2 separate regions of the Homo sapiens genome follow, and region 2 is linked to region 1. Evidence: read pairs that join two places in POLR2A ChIA-PET (ENCODE). Cell type or tissue: endothelial cell of umbilical vein. All regions are shown on one strand. Links, peaks and the distances in the headings refer to the core of each region. The heading gives the core; the rest is flanking DNA.

Region 1 (10,550 bases), core at 2,260-7,259:
GAATTTTCAGAATCAAGGGACGACTGCTGTTCTCTGGGACTCTGGGGGACTTCCCGGGGGACTTCCCCAGTCTGGGCTGTGTAGGAGTAAACCAGAAACATTCTTAAGCGTGCACCACTTCCTACTTCCTCCTCTTCCAATATGAAGGAGAACTTTGAAATACTTCCCAGAGGAAAAATAGAGCAGTACCAGAGTTAGGTCATGTAGGTGCTAAGGACTAGCAGAATATTTTGCACCTAGTACTGCAGGCTGCAGATAGCAGGGCCTGGCAGTGTGCTGTGCCATGACTGTGCAGGCATCATACTGGGCAATGTGGGGAGCAAGGAGCCCCAGACCTTTGCATGGTGCCATCTTCCAGGCTGTAGATTCTGGTGAGTGGCACCACCAGGACTCCTGGGCACACACTTCTGGTCTCCCTGTTTTCTCCACAGTGTTAGGAGGAACTTTTCCAGCACTGGCTACTCCTCACTTCTTTGCACAGGTCAGGCAATCATTACACTTGCTCCTTCTGGAGCTGTTTATTCCTGAAGCTGGAAACTGCCCAAGGAAAAGTCTTCAAAACGAAACTGACCTGAACGGAACTGAACTGAACTAGATAACCACTAACACTGGGCAGACTCCAGTTACCCTGGTTTTAATAATTAGTTGTCATGCACGATTCTCTTGACTTGTAGGCCTCAGGTTTCTTCATCCATAATATAAAAGAACTTCTAGATCACCTCCAAGATTCATGCTGGCTTAAAAAACATACTGCCATAATTTCGTGATGTTTCCCTGACTTTTTACTATTTCCTCTCAGAAACACAGGGATGGCATCACAACTCAAAGATTCAAGGAGCATGGAGTCATAGAAACCTGGGTTCATCTCTCAGCTTCTCCACTTACTGGCTGTGTGCCCCTTGGGCAAGTTACCTAACCTCTTTGAGCCTCATTTTCCTCATCTGTGGAATAGAAACAATGCACTTTGCCTCATAAGGTTATAGTGAGGATAAAATAAGCTCAAAGTACATAAAGCACCTAGCATTACGTCTTGCTTCATAGTAAATGCCAAAAATGGCCAGGCGCGGTGGCTCACGCCTGTAATCCCAACAGTTTGGGAGGCCGACGCGGGCGTAAGCCCGCAAACAGCCTGGCGAAAACCCGTCTCTACTAAAAATACAAAAATTAGCAGGGCGTGGTGGCAGGCGCCTGCAATCCCAGCTACTCGAGAGGTTGAGGCGGCTGACTTGCTTGAACCTGGGAGGCGGAGGTTGCAGTGAGCCATCACGCCACTGCACTCAAGCCTGGGCAACAGAGTAAGACTCTGTCTCCAAAAAAAAAAAAAAAAAAAGTAAATGCCAAAAATTACTTCCCTTTTCTCCACCCCTAAGTGGAAAATTGGCCAAAATAAAACAGTATCAATTAAAAAGTCCAATTGTTTGGGTGGCACTCCAGGGGTTTGCCTGCCTCCCTGCCTTCTCCCCAGGGACTATGCGTGCCTGCTTTTCAGATGTTTAGACCTTCTAGCTCTGCCAGTCTCCATCTCGGGATGGAGTCCATAGGAGGCCCCAGCGTTAGAGACATCACAAGCCACCACAGAGAGGAAAAGAAAAGACTAAAGGAGGCGACACACTCGGAGAAGTGACCCTTCGGGGAGAGCCCGCCTGGGGTCTTGAGCTCACCAGCGAGGAGCTCCTTTTGTAAGGCCGGGACGACCTCGCGCAGCAGAGAGGCGCTAGGCAGAAGCCTCTCCGACGCCGCGGGGACCCGGAGCGGCGCTATTGAAGCCATAAACGCGGCAGGCCCCGAGAGAAGCTGCTCCCAGCGCGCCTGCTGCGGGGCCCCTGCCGCCGCGGAGGCGCAGATGCCGCACTGCTGGACCACTTTGGCCTCCCTCCCCGATTGGCCACACCTTTTTATTCCCTTTAAAAAAACTGCTTGAAGAATCTTTTCATTCATATTTCTCTAGTTGGGGTGTGTGTGTGTGTGTGTGCATGTGTGTCTGTGTATATGTGTCTGTGTGTGTGTCTATGTATGAATGTGTGTGTGTATATGTCTGTGTGTGTGTGTGTGTGTGTGTGTGTGTAGTATTTCTTTAAATCTCTATTTCCCCGGACCTTGCTGTTTTCTCCCGTGGGGGGCGAACCCTCTTTTTGATAGCTGTTAACATCCAGCATTAATCTATGCAGACAGCCTGGGGAGGTCAGCCTCACTGTTGCCCAGCTCTGCGAGCAAGGATGTGGTACTTAACCACTCTGTGCCTCAATTGTCTCATCTGACAAATAGGGATACCAAGGCCTGCTTCTTTACAGGATTAGTATAAAAGTTAAATGAGGCACTTTACAGAAAATGCATAGCCTGGTGCCTGGCACACAGGGAGTGTGAACTGCTGCCTTCTCTTGATGTCTTCATCACAAATGGGTGAACGCAGTCTAGGTTCGTAAATGCCTTCCTTCATGTCAGCCATTACCTCCTACAGGAAGCCCTACCTGATTTCTCTCTATCTGGATCAGATTTCTGCCCCGGTCTGGATCAGTTGTCCTTCCTGTATTCTCTTAGAGCACTGATCACACTCCACTCACTGGAGCTGTCTGCACACATATCTGTTTCCTCCACCAAAGCGGGAGCTGCAGTAAGGAGTGTGTTTTATCCAACCATGAAGGCTATGAAACTTAGTAGGGATCAGCAAGTGTATGCTGAGTGAATAATGGAAGCTTCCATTCATGCAGTCGGTGGTTAAAGACTTAAGACGGCCTGAACCTGGAGGCTGAACCATGGAGCTATCTCAGTGGTAGCACCGTGGATTCTGCTTTTCCCCTTAACAGAAACAGTTCCAATGTCATTGAATCACAGAAAGTGAGAAACAGAGATTGGAAGGTCAATTTTGTTATTTTCAGATCAGGAAGTGGAAGCCTCCAGAGGCCCAGAGGTTTATGGAGTCCTCATGCCATGCCAGAGAACCGTGGCAAAGCAGTGCTCCCATCTTGACCCATTGAGCTCTCACTCACTTGTTGCTGCACTGAGCCAGGGCTCACAAATGGCACAGGGATGGCCTCCTCCCAGGCTGTCACCTGAGGGAGGCTGGGTGGTAGAAGAGATTTATGTAGGACACAGTGAAGGTGGCAGACCAGCCTTCCCCGGAAGTGGGGGTGGGGGATGAGCTTGGGAAGGAGGCCCCGCCCCAGTCCTGGATCTACAGCCTACCACTGTGCAAGCCTGAGCGACTCATAGACGGCCAGAGCATGAGAATGGGATGGGGCCCTAGAGATGATCCATCCCGACCTCCTTGGTTTATGGGAAAGGAGACCAAGGCCCAGAGAAGCAATCCGCCCTTCCCTAAACTACAGACTTAATCAAAGGCACAGCTGGTAAAGGAATCCATGTCTTTTGAATCTGAAACCCAGTTTCCTCGATGAATAGATTTCAGTGTTTCCCAGACATCAGTGGGCATACGAATCACTTGAGGACCTTGTTAACAGGCAGGTCTGGGGTGAGACCCCAGATTCTCTTTTCTAATAAGCTCCCAGGTGCTAGCTAGAATGGGTCTAGATAGGTGGTTCTTACAAAAATCTCTGGTCTAGACTGCACTATGATGAAACGACTTGGTACACTAGCCACGAATTAGACCAGCCTTATCAGGTTAATGAGGGCATTGGCTGCTGGGACACTCACTGAGAAGCTGACAGAGCCAGTGTCCTCCTTCCCCATCAGCATTAGTTACCTGTTGCCTGTTGGCTGCTTCTGGGTCTATGGTGAAGGTGCAGGTTCTGGCTGGTGGCTGTAGGTTCCTTGACTGCACCCTAGTTAGAGGGCTGTGACCTTAGTAACCCTGGGAGGCACTGTTTCCTCACAGTGAACATCATGCCTGCAGTTGAAGTCTTCACTGTGAGGCCTTGAGGGTAGGAAACTTGGTTTTGTCATCTTTGAATCCTTTGAATACTTAGCATATTCATTCATTCATACATTTGACTCATTCATTCATTTAGGAAACATTTACCAGGCCTGAATAAGGCATGATCCTTGCCTTCAAGCAGCTCACATAACACATGGGGCTATAGGTGGTACTTAGTAGCCACCCAATTAAGCATTTGTGCAATTGAATTAGACTTCATGGATCCCAGGGACCCCCTGCCTGCCAGCTCAGACTTTTCCATCAGAGAGGAATAACCCTTCCATCTCGTTTGAAGTCACTTTACTTTGGCCTTTGTTAGAACAGTTGTACCAACATCCTATCTACTACACATCTGTCTCTTGAATAAGGCAATAGGGCTCTGGGCCTCCTTTTTTTGACAGAACAGAAATGATGGAAATGGCTTATTTGTTTCTGAGAATTTCCACAATACCTGCCTTTCGTCCCCACCCCCACATTGTTCCAGGCTGCTCCTTAAGGACCCCCTGCACCTCATGCAGGGTTCCCCAAATCTCTCACTCCTCCTAAGACTCTTAAAGCAGTTCTGTCATGTCCCAAGGAGTTATGTCACAGTAACTTCACTGAATGCAGAGGCTGGAAGGCTGCTTCATTCATTTTGGGTCTGCTGCCCATACCTGGACTTAAGCAGAGGACTACATGCATCCCCCAAAAGCACCCCCAATACCCCTTATGCCACCCAGACTGGGAAAGTAAAGAAATCATTATGTTATTACCTTAGAATAAGGCTCTCCTGACAAGGAGCAAATTGTGGCTCCTATTAAAGATTTTTAAAGAGTAGATGAATATCCCTTTTTGAGCACTTTGTGATGGGTACTTTTCTTTTTTTTTCTTTCTTTTTTTTTTTTTTTTTGAGACAGAGTCTTGCTCTGTCGTCAGGCTGGAATGCAGTGGCACAATCTCGGCTCACTGCAACCTCCGCCTCCCGGGTTCAAGTGATTCTCCTGCCTCAGCCTCCCGAGTAGCTGGGACTACAGGCACGTGCCACCACACCTGGCTAATTTTTGTATTTTTAGTAGAGATGGGGTTTCACCATGATGGCCAGGACGGTCTCGATCTCTTGACCTTGTGATCCACCCGCCTCAGCCTCCCAAAGTGCTGGGATTACAGGTGTAAGCCACCATGCCTGGCCCTATGACGGGTACTTTTCTAAGCACATTACATAGTTAACTCTTCTTTGTCACAACCACCCCATGAGATAAGTACTGTTAGTATCCCCATTTTACAGAGGAAGAAAAAAGATGCCCAGAGAAGTTTAGTAACTTACTCAAGGTCACACAGCTAGTAAGTGGTGGTGCTAGAACTTGAACCCTGGGAATCAGACTACATAATCAGTACTCTTGATCACAATGATGCTGCCTAAACAGTGCCTGCCAACCAATTCCTTCCCCACTACCTATTATTATTATTATTATTTTATTTTCTTAGAGACAGGGTCTTGCTCTGTCATCCAGGCTGGAGTGCAGTGGTGCAGTCTCAACTCACTGCAGCCTTGAACTCCTGGGCTCTAGGGATCCTCCTGCCTCAGCCTCCTGAGTAGCTAGGGCTGCAGGTCCTCACTACCATGCCTGGCTAATTAAAAAAAAATTTTTAGAGGCCGAGATGCAGGGCATGGGGAGGGGTCTTGCTATATTGCCCAGGTTGGTCTCCAACAACTTCTGGTCTGAAGTGATCCTCCTGCCTCCCAAAGTGCTGGGGTTGGAACCATGAGTGACTGTGTCCAGTATTCCTTCCTACTGTTTTTAAAAGAACAGGTTAAATTGAGTTGCTGCCAAATTCAGGGAAATACATACTGGAAACAAGGCCCAGGGCAGCGATTCAAAACTGTGGTTGCTGGTCCACCAGCATCAGAATCACCTGAGAACTTACTAAAAATGCAAATCGTCAGGCCTCAGCCCAGATCTAATGAATCAGAAACTCTGAGGGCGGGGCCTAGAAATCTTTAGTTTAATAAGCCTTACAGGTGATTCTGATGCACATTGAAGTTTGAGAACCATTGGCCTAGGAAATAAACAAGAATTGAAATAAGAATTGAAATTTTATTCTTTCCCTGGACTTTGGACAGGGGTAGAGGAGTGGAAAGTTTTTTTTTTTTTTGAGACGGAGTCTCACTCTGTTGCCCAGGCTAGAGTGCAGTGGTGCGATCTTGGCTCACTGCAAGCTCCGCCTGCTGGGTTCATGCCATTCTCCTGCCTCAGCCTCCTGAGTAGCTGGGACTAACAGGCACCCGCCACCGCACCTGGCTAATTTTTTGTATTTTTTAGTAGAGACAGGGTTTCACCGTGTTAGCCAGGATGGTCTCGATCTCCTGACCTTGTGATCTGCCCGCCTCAGCCTCTGAAAGTGGAAAGTTTTGTATTTAAAGCCAGAGCAATTTTTCAAAGCCACTTTGATTTGGAGGTTGCTGATTTGACCTGTCTTGTGGAAACTTGAAGTGTTCTCACCAAGTCTAAGACTCATGATATTCTCACTGCAGGTGGCAACTGGTTCACTGCTTATAATTAACCATGAAGATCACAACTTAATTTAGAGTAGGAAAAAAATCCTGGTAATTAGCCTTAAGACCTATGGGGAGAAAATTGATCCTTTTTTTTTTTGTTTTTGTTTTTTTTTGGAGACAGGGTCTGGTTCTGTTGCCCAGGCTGGAGTGCAGTGGCATGATCATAGCACAGCTCACAGCAGCCTCAAACTCCTGGGCTCCAATGATCCTCCTGCCTCAGCCTCTGGAGTGATGGGACTACAGGCATGTGCTACCATGCCCAGCAATTTTTAAAATTTTTTGTAGAGACAGGATCTTGTTGTGTTGCCTAGTCTGGTATCAGACTCCTGACCTCAAGTGATCCTCCTGCTGTGGCCTCCCAAAATGTTGGGATTACAGGCGTGAGCCACTGTGTCTGGCTGAAAATTGATCCTTAAATAGTTAAAAAAAATTCCTTGGCACTCCCTCTTCTTTTTTCTTCAAATACTTGAAATCCTTTCTGAACATTAGTGTTTATCATTCAGGACAGGAAAATGCCTTCTTTAATTTTCTGTGGTGATATTTCATTGCATTAAACATGGTCTGAATAACCTTTATGCAATCCAGCTGGTGCCTGCTCTTCCGTCATGAGACAGGAAATCTGTTTTGACTGACTTGGTCATTGCTTAGGTTTGGCCATGTTCTGTGCTGCCTAAAACCTCCATCACACTTGGCCAAGCCCTTGGAGCCCTGTCAGTGTTCACATTCTGCATGTGTGATTTATGATATGGCAGACCTGAAGACTGGAGCATGTTTCCCTGTCTAGTGTCACTCTGCCTTGAAAATGGAGGTGGTAAGAGCTCATGTGAACAGAAATCTGCTTAGAAGCTTAACCAAACCCAGGATCAGGCTACCATGATATATTGTTGTCTGGTATCCCCCAAACAACAAGCTCTTGTAAAATTAGTATAAAAATTAATTACTTTTGATTGGATGTCAACTGAAGGACATGGTAAAAGATATAAACAGAAAAAGATCAAGTTAAGGGTGAAATCCAAAATCTGTGACTTTAGGCATTTTTCTTTTTTTTTGAGATGGAGTTTCGCTGTTGTTGCCCAGGCTGGAGTGCAGTGGTGCGATCTCAGCTCACCGCAACCTCTGCCTCCTGGGTTCAAGTGATTCTCCTGCCTCAGCCTCCCGAGTAGCTGGGATTACAGGCATGCACCACTGCGCCCAGCTAATTTTGTATTTTTAGTACAGATGGGGTTTCACCATGTTGGTCAAGCTGGCCTCAAACTCCTGGCCTCAGGTGATCCACCCGCCTTGGCCTCACAAAGTGCTGGGACTACAGGCGTGAGCCACCGTGCCTGGCCTCCCATTAACATCTTTTAACAGTGCAAAGTTCATCTGACAGTTATGGCTATAAGATTATAAAGCCCCACCTAGTGGTCTGTACCTTGGTCGTTGTGGTGAGTTTCTCTGAGGGGTCTCCCTGCTTCTTCCTGATAGTCCAGTGCATTTCCACTTTCCTATTGGGTTAACACACAACAAAGAATACATTAGACATAATAAATGCAAACACTTAAAACACTTCTGTGATCCCATGACCTTTGGTAAGAGGGAAGCCAGTTTTCTTAGTGGTTTCTTCTCCTTCTTCGTCAACTTTTTACTTAAGTCTCCAGGAAGGCTGCTACTAGTGTTAAACAGGCTTAAAGAGCCAGGCAGGGCTAGGCATAATAATATGCACCTGTAGTCTCAGCTATTTGGGAGGCTGAGATGGGAAAATTGCTTAAAACAGGAGTTCCCAGGAGTTTGAGTCCAGCCTGGGCAACATAGCAAGACCCTGGACTCTGTCTCTTAAAAAAAAAAAGAAAAAGCCAGGGCCAGGCAGGCTTGGCACCAGCAGCATCAAGCACTGTTAGCTTTCTGGTTGTACTTATTTTCATGGGGTCTTATCCCATTCATCTGTGCAGTTCTGAATGCCTAAGGCATGTAGGAGTTTACTGGAGGAAGGCGAGAAGAATGTCATGACAGAGGCCAACTAGCAGAAGGAAGCAGGGCACCTCCAGGACTTGAGGGAGGACTAGTGTGACTACAGCAGAGACTGAGAGAACTGCGCAGGGCTGGGAGGAGTCAAACCCCCATGGCCTTGAAGGCAGGTTGAGGACTTTGGTCTTTATCTTGAGAACAAATGGAAAGCATTCAGGATTTAAAGCAGGGGAGCCAAAGGGTCAGACAGGCCTTTTGTGGCATCCTCAGGATTACCACGGATTTGGTTTCTTATCACATTTGATCCCTTCTTCCTTCTTTCCTTGAGTCATACAAGCTGCTTGCAATCCCTCCTCCCAGAAATCTCCATAACTATGGTTACCAACCCTGGCTACACATTAGAATTATTTGAGAAGTTTCAGAAAATGATTCCCAGGTCCTAACTCCAAATAATAACAGTCATACAGCTGGAGTTGGGGCATTTTAAGGCTTCTAGGGTGAGTCTGATATGCAGCCAGGACTGAGAATCATGCTCTTCTCTAGAGTGTTGCAAGAGCAGCTCCTCAGTGCCAAAGTAACATGGCAGGTAGAGTTGGTGACCCAAGTAAGCCCCGTGTGTCTGATGAGGCCAGATCTGGGCCTTTGTCACCTGGATCCCTGCTCAACCCACAGCTTCATCTCGGTGCTAGAGCTGGAATCTGGCATGAAGGGTCCTGGAAGTCTCTCCGGGTTTACCCTCATTCTGTAGTGACAGTCACCTTTCCACTTTGTTATCAAAGCTGCATCCTGCTTTGAGAAGAGACAACTAATTATCTGCTATTTTGGCACTCTCTTTAATTCCCCTCTGACTTCCCTCACTTGGTGGCTTTTTACCTTGTGTGTTTGTTTCTCACTTGTTAGCTTAGTGTTTGTAGCTGATGATATATACTGACATAAAAAGGCTAACACAGGTAAATAATTTTCTTACTTTTGGGTTTCTTATTTTGGAGACAAAGTCAATTTGGCCTGGTACAGGAAAAAAAAAAAAAAAAAAAAAAAAAAATTCCCTGAATAAATGGAAAGGAGTAACAGGCTAAGTTAGAAGACTAGATATCCCTGGTTATAAAGCCTTTTAATCTAACAAGAAACTGTATTGAAAGGGAGAGTCAAGCTTCTTCTTTTGGAAGAATTTTAATGCCAAGAAGGATCAAACTTCAGTCTCAACAACACACAGCCATGAGCCTTCAGGGGCAAGGAATATCTTCTCATTTCACAGAGTGGGAGAGGGAGATAGAGAAACTCAGGGATTTGGAAAAATATTTTCAGGTGAATCTTTGTTAGAAAAAGAAATAGTCTTAATTTGAAACTCTGTCAATTCAATTGTATGTTGCTTAGAAGAGTGTCAAAAGAACTATCTTTTTTTAGATATAAGAATACATATGTGGCCAGGTGTGGTGGCTCACGCCTGTAATCCCAGCACTTTGGGAGGCTGAGGTGGGCAGATCATGAGGTCAGGAGCTCGAGACCAGCCTGGCCAACATGATCAAAACCTGTATCTACTAAAAATACAAAAATTAGCCAGGCGTGGTGGCATGCACCTGCAATCCCAGCTACTCAGGAGGCTGAGGCAGGAGAACTGATTGAACCCAGGAGGTGGAGGTTGCAGTTAGCTGAGATCGCACCACCGCACTCCAGCCTGGGAAACAGAGCAAGACTTCATCTTGAAAAAAAAAAAAAAAAGAATATACATGTGAAATAACTTCTATTTAAAGTCATTCATTCACTGCAACAGATTGGAAACAGCCTAAATGTCCCATCAATTGAGGACTAGTTAAATAAATTATTATTAGCTTATACAATGGAATATGATGCAACCATTAAAAAGCACAAGCATCTCTTTTTTTTTTTTTTTTTTTGAGACGGAGTCTCGCTCTGTTGCCAGGCTGGAGTGCAGTGGTGCGATCTCAGCTCACTGCAACCTCCGCCTCCCGGGTTCAAGTGATTCTCCTGCCTCAGCCTCCCAAGTAGCTGGGACTATAGGCGCCCGCCACCACGCCCAGCTAATTTTTGTATTTTTGGTAGAGATGGGGTTTCACCATGTTGGCCAGGATTGTCTCGATCTCTTGACCGGTGATCCACCCGCCTTGGCATCCCAGAGTGCTGGGATTACAGGCGTGAGCCACTGCGCCTGGCCTACAAGCATCTCTTTATGAATTA
Region 2 (7,981 bases), core at 2,843-7,842, 170 kb before region 1:
CCGTGTTAGCCAGGATGGTCTTGATCTCCTGACCTCATGATCTGCCCGCCTCGGCCTCCCAAAGTGCTGGGATTACAGGGGTGAGCCACCGCGCCTGGCCAAGAACTGTTATCTATCCACCAAACAAAGACTGGAGTTTGTAGTAAAGTTTACTCCACAGAAACGAGGCAAGTAAAGGAGATACTTTTAAATAAGAAAGCATATCTGATGCTCTTCAAATCACATTGCTGAGCACTGTTCCTACATAATCCTTGCCTGGAATCCTCTGGCTCTTCTATAGGGATAAATTAGGATGTTCAGGACAAAAAGCTTTATTATTATTATTATTATTTTTTTTGAGACAGAGTTTTGCTCTTGTTGCCCAGGCTGGAGTGCAATGGCATGATCTTGGCTCATTGCAACCTCCGCTTCCCGGGTTCAAGCGATTCTTGTGCCTCAGCCTCCGGAGTAGCTGGGATTACAGGCATGCGCCACTGCGCCTGGCTAATTTTGTATTTTTTTAGTAGAGACAGGGTTTCTCCATGTTGGTCAGGCTGGTCTCGAACTCCCGATCTCAGATGATCCACCCACCTAGGCCTCCCAAAGTACTGGGATTACAGGCGTGAGCCACCACACCTGGCCTATTATTTATTTGTCTATTTATTTGAGACAGGGTCTCACTCTGTCGCCCAGGCTGGAGTGCAATGGCAAGATCTCGGCCCGCTGCAACCTCCATCTCCTGAGTTCAAGTGATTCTCCTGCCTAGCCTCCTGAGTAGCTGGGAGTATTGGCACGCACCACTACGCCCAAGTAATTTTTGTGTTTTGTTTTTTTTTTTTTTTGAGACAGAGTTTTGCTCTTGTTGCCCAGGCTGGAGTGCAATAGCGCGATCTCGGCTCACCTCAACCTCCGCCTCCCAGGTTCAAGCAATTCTCCTGCCTCAGCCTCCCAAATAGCTGGGATTACAGGGATGTGCCACTGCGCCCAGCTAATTTTGTATTTTTAGTAGAGATGGGGTTTCTCCATGTTGGTCAGGCAAGTCTCGAACTCCTGACATCAAGTGATCCGTTCGCCTTGGCCTCGGCCTCCCATAGTGCTGAGATTACAGGTGTGAGCCATGGCATTCGGCCTAATTTTTGTATTTTTAGTAGAGATGGGGTTTCACCATGTTGGCCAGGCTGGTCTCAAACTTCTGACCTTAAGTGATCCACCTGCCTCGGCCTCCCAAAGTGCTGGGATTACAGGTGGGAGCCACCATTCCTGGCCCCAAAACTTTAATATCTAAACATTCTCTTTTTGCTGGAGGTTCCAGTGAGATCACACCACTGCACTCCAGCCTGGGCAACAGATCAAGACTCTGTCTCAAAAAAAAATTAAAAAATAAGCCGGGCGAGGTGGCTCACGCCTGTGTTGGCAGGCGCCTGTAGTCCCAGCACTTTTAGGAGGCCAAGGCAGGCAGATCATGAGGTCAGGAGATCGAGACCATCCTGGCTAACATGGTAAAACCCCGTCTCTACTAAAAATACAAAAATTAGCTGGGCGTGCTGGCACGTACCTGTATTCCCAGCTACTTGGGAGGCTGAGGCAGGAGAATTGCTTGAACCCAGGAGGTGGAGGTTGAAGTGAGCTGAGATCGCGCCACTGCACTCTAGCCTGACGACAGAGCGAGACTCTGTCTCAAAAACAAAACAAAACAAAACAAAACAAAAATTAACTAGGTGTGGTGGTGCACACCTGTAATCCAGCTACTTGGGAGGCTAAAGCAGGAGAATTGCTTGAACCCAGGAGGCATAGATTGCAGAGAGCCGAGATCGCACTACTGCACTCCAGCCTGGCGACAGAGTGAGATTCCGTCTCAAAAACAAAAACAAAAACAAAAAAACCCCAGAAAATTTATATACTCTTAAGTATATATATATATATATATATAGACTATATATAGAGAGGGTCCTAAATTGGTTGTCTCCTCCACTAGAAGGCAATCTTCATAAGTAAAGGCACTTGGTTCATTTTGTTCACTGTTGCATTTGCATCATATAGAATAGTTCCTGGCATAGGTCCTTAGTAAATATTTGCAGAATGAATCACGAATTAAGAGCTCTGTAGATTGGATGTCTATAGCTTTTGCACAGCCTTAGCTTCTCTGCAAATACTAAGAGTCAGATAGCCCCATGCACCAGGGGACCAGAGGTTGGGAGACTACTGGGTGAGTGCAAAAGTGGAGCACGTGGAGAAAAGGCTGCAAGGACAATGAAGGCCAATTGCAAGCTAATATGTTAGTCTGTCATTGTTTCATGGATCCTGGCAATAGTCATGACACTCCTTGGTCAGAGACAGAGGAATTTATTATTCATGGCACAGCAAATAGCATGTGTCAGCCTATTTGCAATGGTTTCCCTTGCCCTCAAATTCTAATGGGGCAACCCAATGAGCCCAGATGACATATGTATCTGCAGTGGTTTGCATTACAGGAGAGGAATCCTGGGCCAAGGGCTTAGCACTTTTTGAGCAAGCAGCAAATGAGCCAATCCCCACTCCCTCTAGGGAGCAAGCAGTTACAGGTAATTACAGTAGTTGCCTTGGCCTAGTTATATCTGTGTGAGTAGCTATAGACATTGCTCAGTATCAGGAGCCTGAAAGTCTTATGGATTGGCCTACTCAGCAAGAGAGTGCAGGCATGTTCAGGGCCCATGGTGGAGTGCCCTCTCAGCACAAGGCAGCTGAGTTATCAGCGAAGGAGGATGACATTGAATGTTGCCAGCTTGACACATGCTCACTAGACTCCAAATCCTAGCTAAGAGAAGCATTTAGCAGATACAATATTCAACCTTCCGCAGGCATCATTCAGCACACAGGTTTGAATGATCAAATTGCGGAGAAGTGTGGAAAGTAAAGAGTCTGGCCCAGCATAGTGGCTCATGCCTGTAATCTCAGCAATCTGGGAGGCTGAGATGGGAGGATCACCTGAGGTCAGAAGTTTGAGACCAGCCTAGGCAACATAATAAGACCCCATCTCTATAAAAAATACAAAAATTAGCCCACCTATTCGGGAGGCTGAGGTGGGAGGACAGCTTGCGCCTGGGAGGTTGACGCTGCACTGAGCTATGACGGCGCCACTGCACTCCAGCCTGGGCGACAGAGCAAGACACTGTCGAAAGAAAGAAAAGGAAAGAAAGGAAGAAAGAGGGAAAGAAAGAAAGGGAAAGACAGAGAGAAACAAGAAAGAAAGAAAGAAAGAAAGAAAGAAAGAAAGAAAGAAAGAAAGAAAGAAAGAGAAAAGAGAGAGAAAGGAAAGAAAGAAAAGAAAGAAGAAAGAAAGAAAGAAAGAGGGAAATAAAGCGAAAGAAAAACAAAGAAAAAGGAGGGAGGGAGGGAAGGAAGGAAAGAAGAAAGAACTTCATAGAGGTTGCTTGCCGTAGTAAAAAATGTACTATATGGCAGAGTTGTGTGGCAAAGCTTACAATGACTCTAGGGCTTTGCATCAGTCATGAATGGCTACCAAGGGAAAATTGAGATGTCCTCAACCGTGGCCTTACCCCTGCAGCCTTTCGACATGATAAGAGTGCCCAGTCCTGGGGATAGAAGGCTGGGTTTCTGTCTAGCTCTACTGCTAACATGTTCTGGAACTTCGAGGCAATCTTTTAAGTTTATTGGACAGAATTATCCCTGGATTAGGATAATTCTGGCTGCAGCTGCCTATGTGTGATTTATTATTCCTTTTAGGACTTCTTGGTTCACACTGATATGATTCTGTCTGATAAAAATAGTGCTGAAGTCATCCTGTGTATAGTAGGTTTAGAGAAAGATAAATTTTTTGCAAGGTGGGATCTCTCATTTGAGTTTCCCTTTATTTTTCAGAAAGAATGAATTTTTAAAGCCCCACAATCTTCTACACTGCTCCACCACTCCATCCTTAGCCCATGAGGTGCTTTTAGGCCTCATTCCCCTTGGGGACAGACTTATCTCTGAGGACTTGATTAGCAGATCTGTAAAAGAGAGATAATATTTGTCCTGCTGACTTCACGTGGTTAGAGTGAGAATCACAGGAAATTTAATTAAAGAAAATTAGAGGCAGGGCGCGGTGGCTCACGCCTGTAATCCCAGCTGTCAGGGAGGCAGAGGCCGGAGGATAGCTTGAGCCCAGGAGTTTGAGACCTGCCTGGGCAATATAGCGAGACCCCGTTCTCCACAAAAAGGAAGAAAAAAAAAGACAAAACAAAAAAGAAAATTAGAACTGTAACTGCCTTTAGCTACCATCTAGGCCCACCCTGCATTTTACAGATAATGAAACTAAGGCCCAACCAGTGTGGTGGCACACATCTGTAGTCCCAGCTACTCAGGATGCTGAGGCAGGAGAACTGCTTGAAGGACAAAGGCTTTTTTCCAACTGTGGTTCCACCCTTTTGTTTGTCCCTTTCTTTGTCCTCTCCATTCAGCAAGAGAAGGGATGGCCAAAGAGTGAGGATTGTGCTTGAGAGGTTTTTATGGACCTAGAAGTGGTGCCCATCACTCTTGCTCACATTCCACGGGCCAGAACAGTCACATGGTCATACCTAACTGCACTGGAGGCTGGAAGAGGGACTCTGGCTGTAGGCCAGGAAGAAGAAAAGAACACAGTCACTGGTGAGCACCGACAGTCTTCACCACATATAAAACAATCATGTGATGCCAACATTAGCTAAGTCAGAATTTATTTATTTTTTCTTTGGAATTCCTTCAGCAATTACATACCCTCTATATCATAATTTTGTCACATTAAATTGTATATTGCCTTAGATTTAGGTCTTCTGCCTCCATTTTTACATCATAAGCAGGGATCATTCTTCAGCTGCTTTGGTTTTTACCACAATGCAGGCTATAAGGTAGGCACTATAAGTAAATTTAAAAATCATGCTGAATTATTTCAGTAAAGACTTAGGAAGCTGGAATTTGCAAACCTTTACAGTCTGGAAACAAGCTTGGTTTAGTTGCTATGGCACAAATTAATGATTTAAATATATACAAGGATGTTTATAATCACACAAAAAAACAGTAGAAAGGGAGTTAAATATCCATTAAATGTATATAGTGGGGCAGCTATGCTCGGGGTGTGATTGGCGTTGGTTGTGTCGGGGTCTAGTGGGCAGAGAAGACTCTTGGCCAGGCAGATGGCTTCTTGGTGGCAGAGAATGGGGACCTCCGTGCACCGGAGATGTCTCCAGCACCAGGAGCAGCTGGAGGATGCAAGGAGCTGCAGCCCGTGACCAGCCATCAGGAGAACTCCGCGGGTCCCTGGGGTCCCTGTGCAGACAGTTCCAATGGAGGCTGCCTCTGAGAGCCATCAACCTCAACTTCCGTGCAGGCCCTTCCTGCAAATGCTTGGAAACCCCAGAGCCAGGGCAGCAGGGCCTCCAGGCTACGGCTCACTCAGCTAAGAGTGCCTTGGGTGCCATGTCCCAGAGAATCCAGGAGTCCTGCCAAAGTGGCACCAAGTGGCTGGTGGAGACCCAGGTGAAGGCCAGGAGGAGGAAGAGACGGGCACAGAAGGGCAGTGGCTCCCCAGCTCACAGCCTGAGCCAGAAGAGCACCCGGCTATCTGGAGATGCCCCTGCCCACTCAGCCCACAGACCCCTGGGAGAAGGAGCATAACTGCCTCTCCGCCCGGATAGGCTCCCATGCCTACCCATTATGACAGTCGATGCAGGAGGCTGCCTTCTGGAGCCCCTACTCCTCAACAGAGCCACTCTGCTCTCCCAGCCAGTCTGGCAGTGACCTAGAGCCTATGGGGGTGGGAATTCAGCATCTCCAGAAGCTGTCCCAAGAGCTAGATGAAGCCATTATGGCGGAAGAGAGTGGTGACATCATCTCTCTCATTCATGGCTGAGTAAGTGGCCTGCAGGAAACAAGCCTTGTCTGATTGCCAAGGCTTCATACCCAAGGATGTCTGTGCTTCCCCATGAGCTTCCTGGAGGAAGCCCCCAGGAGTCATCAGTACCCCTGGGCCACTGCTAACAAGGACCTGACTAACAAGGAGCCCAGAGCCCCCTGGCTCTGGCCACATCTGGATCCATCAGTGACTGCCTGCCATAGCCTGAGAGTGTCTTGGGGAGACCTTGCAGAGGTGGGGAGAATTGTTCCTTCCACTTTCCCAGGGGACTCTTGAGCTTAGAAACTCATCATACACTTGACCTTGAGCCTTGTATTTGCCTCATCTACAACGTGAAGTGCTAGCATCAGATGTTAGAGAGCTCTTAGCTGTGTACCCAGGTGCCTGGTTGTTGGGGAGTCATCTGCAGAGTCACTCACCCACTGTGTTTCCGGTGCCAAGGCTCTTGGGGGCCCCACTCTCATCCCTGCTTTCCCTACCAGGGACTCGTAGGAAGGCATAGGAGATATTTCCAGGCTTAAGACCCTGGGCTCACGGGTACCTATGTATATGCTAAATGCAGAGCACTGTGGGTGTGCCTGTTCAAGAACAATTTTTGCTCTTTGTAAATTATTTAAGAAACCTGCTTTGTCATTTTATTAGAAAGAAACCAGCATGTGACTTTCCTAGATAACACTGTTTTCTCATAATAAAGACTGTTTGCATTAAAAAAAAATGTATATAGTGACGTGGGAAAGCTCTAACAATATATTGGTAAGTGGGCCGGGCACGGTGGTTCATGCCTGTAATCCCAGCACTTTGGGAGGCCAAGGCGGGTGGATCATGGGTCAGGAGTTCGAGACCAGCCTGGCCAACATGGTGAAACCCTGCCTCTACTAAAAATACAAAAATTAGCCAGGCATGGTGGTGGGCGCCGGTAATCCCAGCTACTCGGGAGGCTGAAGCAGAGAATTGCTGGAACCCAGGAGGCAGAGATTGCAGTGAGCGGAGATCGCGCCACTGCACTCCAGCCTGGGTGACAGAGCAAGACTCCATCAAAAAAAAAATTTATATATATATATGTATGTATACGTATTTACATATACATACATATATACACATACATATATACATTTTATATACAAATATATATTTTATATACATATATATGTATGTATACATATATTTGTATACATATATTTATATGTTATATATGTATATATTATATACATATATTTATAAAATATATATGTATGTGTATATATGTATATGTATATACGTATATGTATATACATGTATATATGTATGTGTATATATGTATGTGTGTGTGTGTGTGTGTGTGTGTGTGTGTGTGTGCCTCAGGATGCTGAGGCAGGAGAATTGCTTGAACCCGGGAGGCAAAGGAAGAGGTTGCAGTGAGCCGAGATCTTGTCATTGCACTCCAGCCTGGGCAACAAGAGTGAAACTCTGTCTCAAAAATATACATATATATGTAAGTGATATGCAGAGTCACACACACTAGAAAGGAGAAACGTATAGCAAAGTATTAATAGTAATTATCGGCCGGGTGTGGTGACTCATGCCTGTGATCCCAACACTTTGGGAGGCTGAGGCAGGATAATCGCTTGAACCCAGGAGTTTGAGACCAGCCTGAGCAACATAGTGAGACATCATCTCTACAAAAAGAAAAAAGGAAAAAGAAAAAAAAATTAGCTAGGCATGGTGGCATGCACCTGTAGTCCAAGCTACTCAGAAGGCTGAGGGCAGAGGATTGCTTGAGCCTGGGATGTCAAAGTTGCAGTGAGCTGAGATTATGCCACTGCACTCCAGCCTGGAGTCAAAAACAAAAGCAATTAACGGCCAGCCAGGGTGTCTCACGCCTGTAATCCCAGCACTTTGGGAGGCCAAGATGGGTGGATCACCTGAGGTCAGGAGTTCAAGACCAGCCTGACCAACATGGTGAAACCCCGTCTCTACTAACAATACAAAAATTAGCCAGGTGTGGTGGCACATGCCTGTAGTCCCAGCTACTCAGGAGGCTGAGACAGGACAATCGCTTGAACCCAGGAGTCGCAGGTTGTAGTGAGCCGAGATCGTGCCACTGCACTCCAGCCTGGGCGACAGAGCAAGACTCAGTCTCAAACAAACAAACAAACA

What was found. Peaks named below come from ENCODE experiments on the same cell type or tissue, not always from the same donor. Only the 100,000 strongest peaks of a DNase experiment are listed, where the experiment ranks them.
Region 2: POLR2A ChIA-PET joins it to region 1 with 6 read pairs; 2 of 35 experiments call an interaction of 5 or more read pairs at or near these places.

The regions. Positions count from the first base shown.
Region 1 is chr2:202,162,628-202,173,177 of GRCh38, reverse strand. It overlaps KIAA2012, which reads right to left. Exons shown (of 24, transcript NM_001277372.4): 15 at 7,822-7,894. Among named protein-coding and RNA genes, the nearest start is that of KIAA2012-AS1, 51 kb to the right of the region's middle. RefSeq lists enhancers at 1-207, 1,460-2,278. In endothelial cell of umbilical vein, for the core only: no CTCF peak of the experiment used is centred there; no DNase peak of the experiment used is centred there.
Region 2 is chr2:202,333,873-202,341,853 of GRCh38, reverse strand. It overlaps the pseudogene PIMREGP1. Among named protein-coding and RNA genes, the nearest start is that of BMPR2, 38 kb to the left of the region's middle. In endothelial cell of umbilical vein, for the core only: no CTCF peak of the experiment used is centred there; a DNase peak (open chromatin) is centred at 5,883; H3K27ac peaks cover 1,320 bases.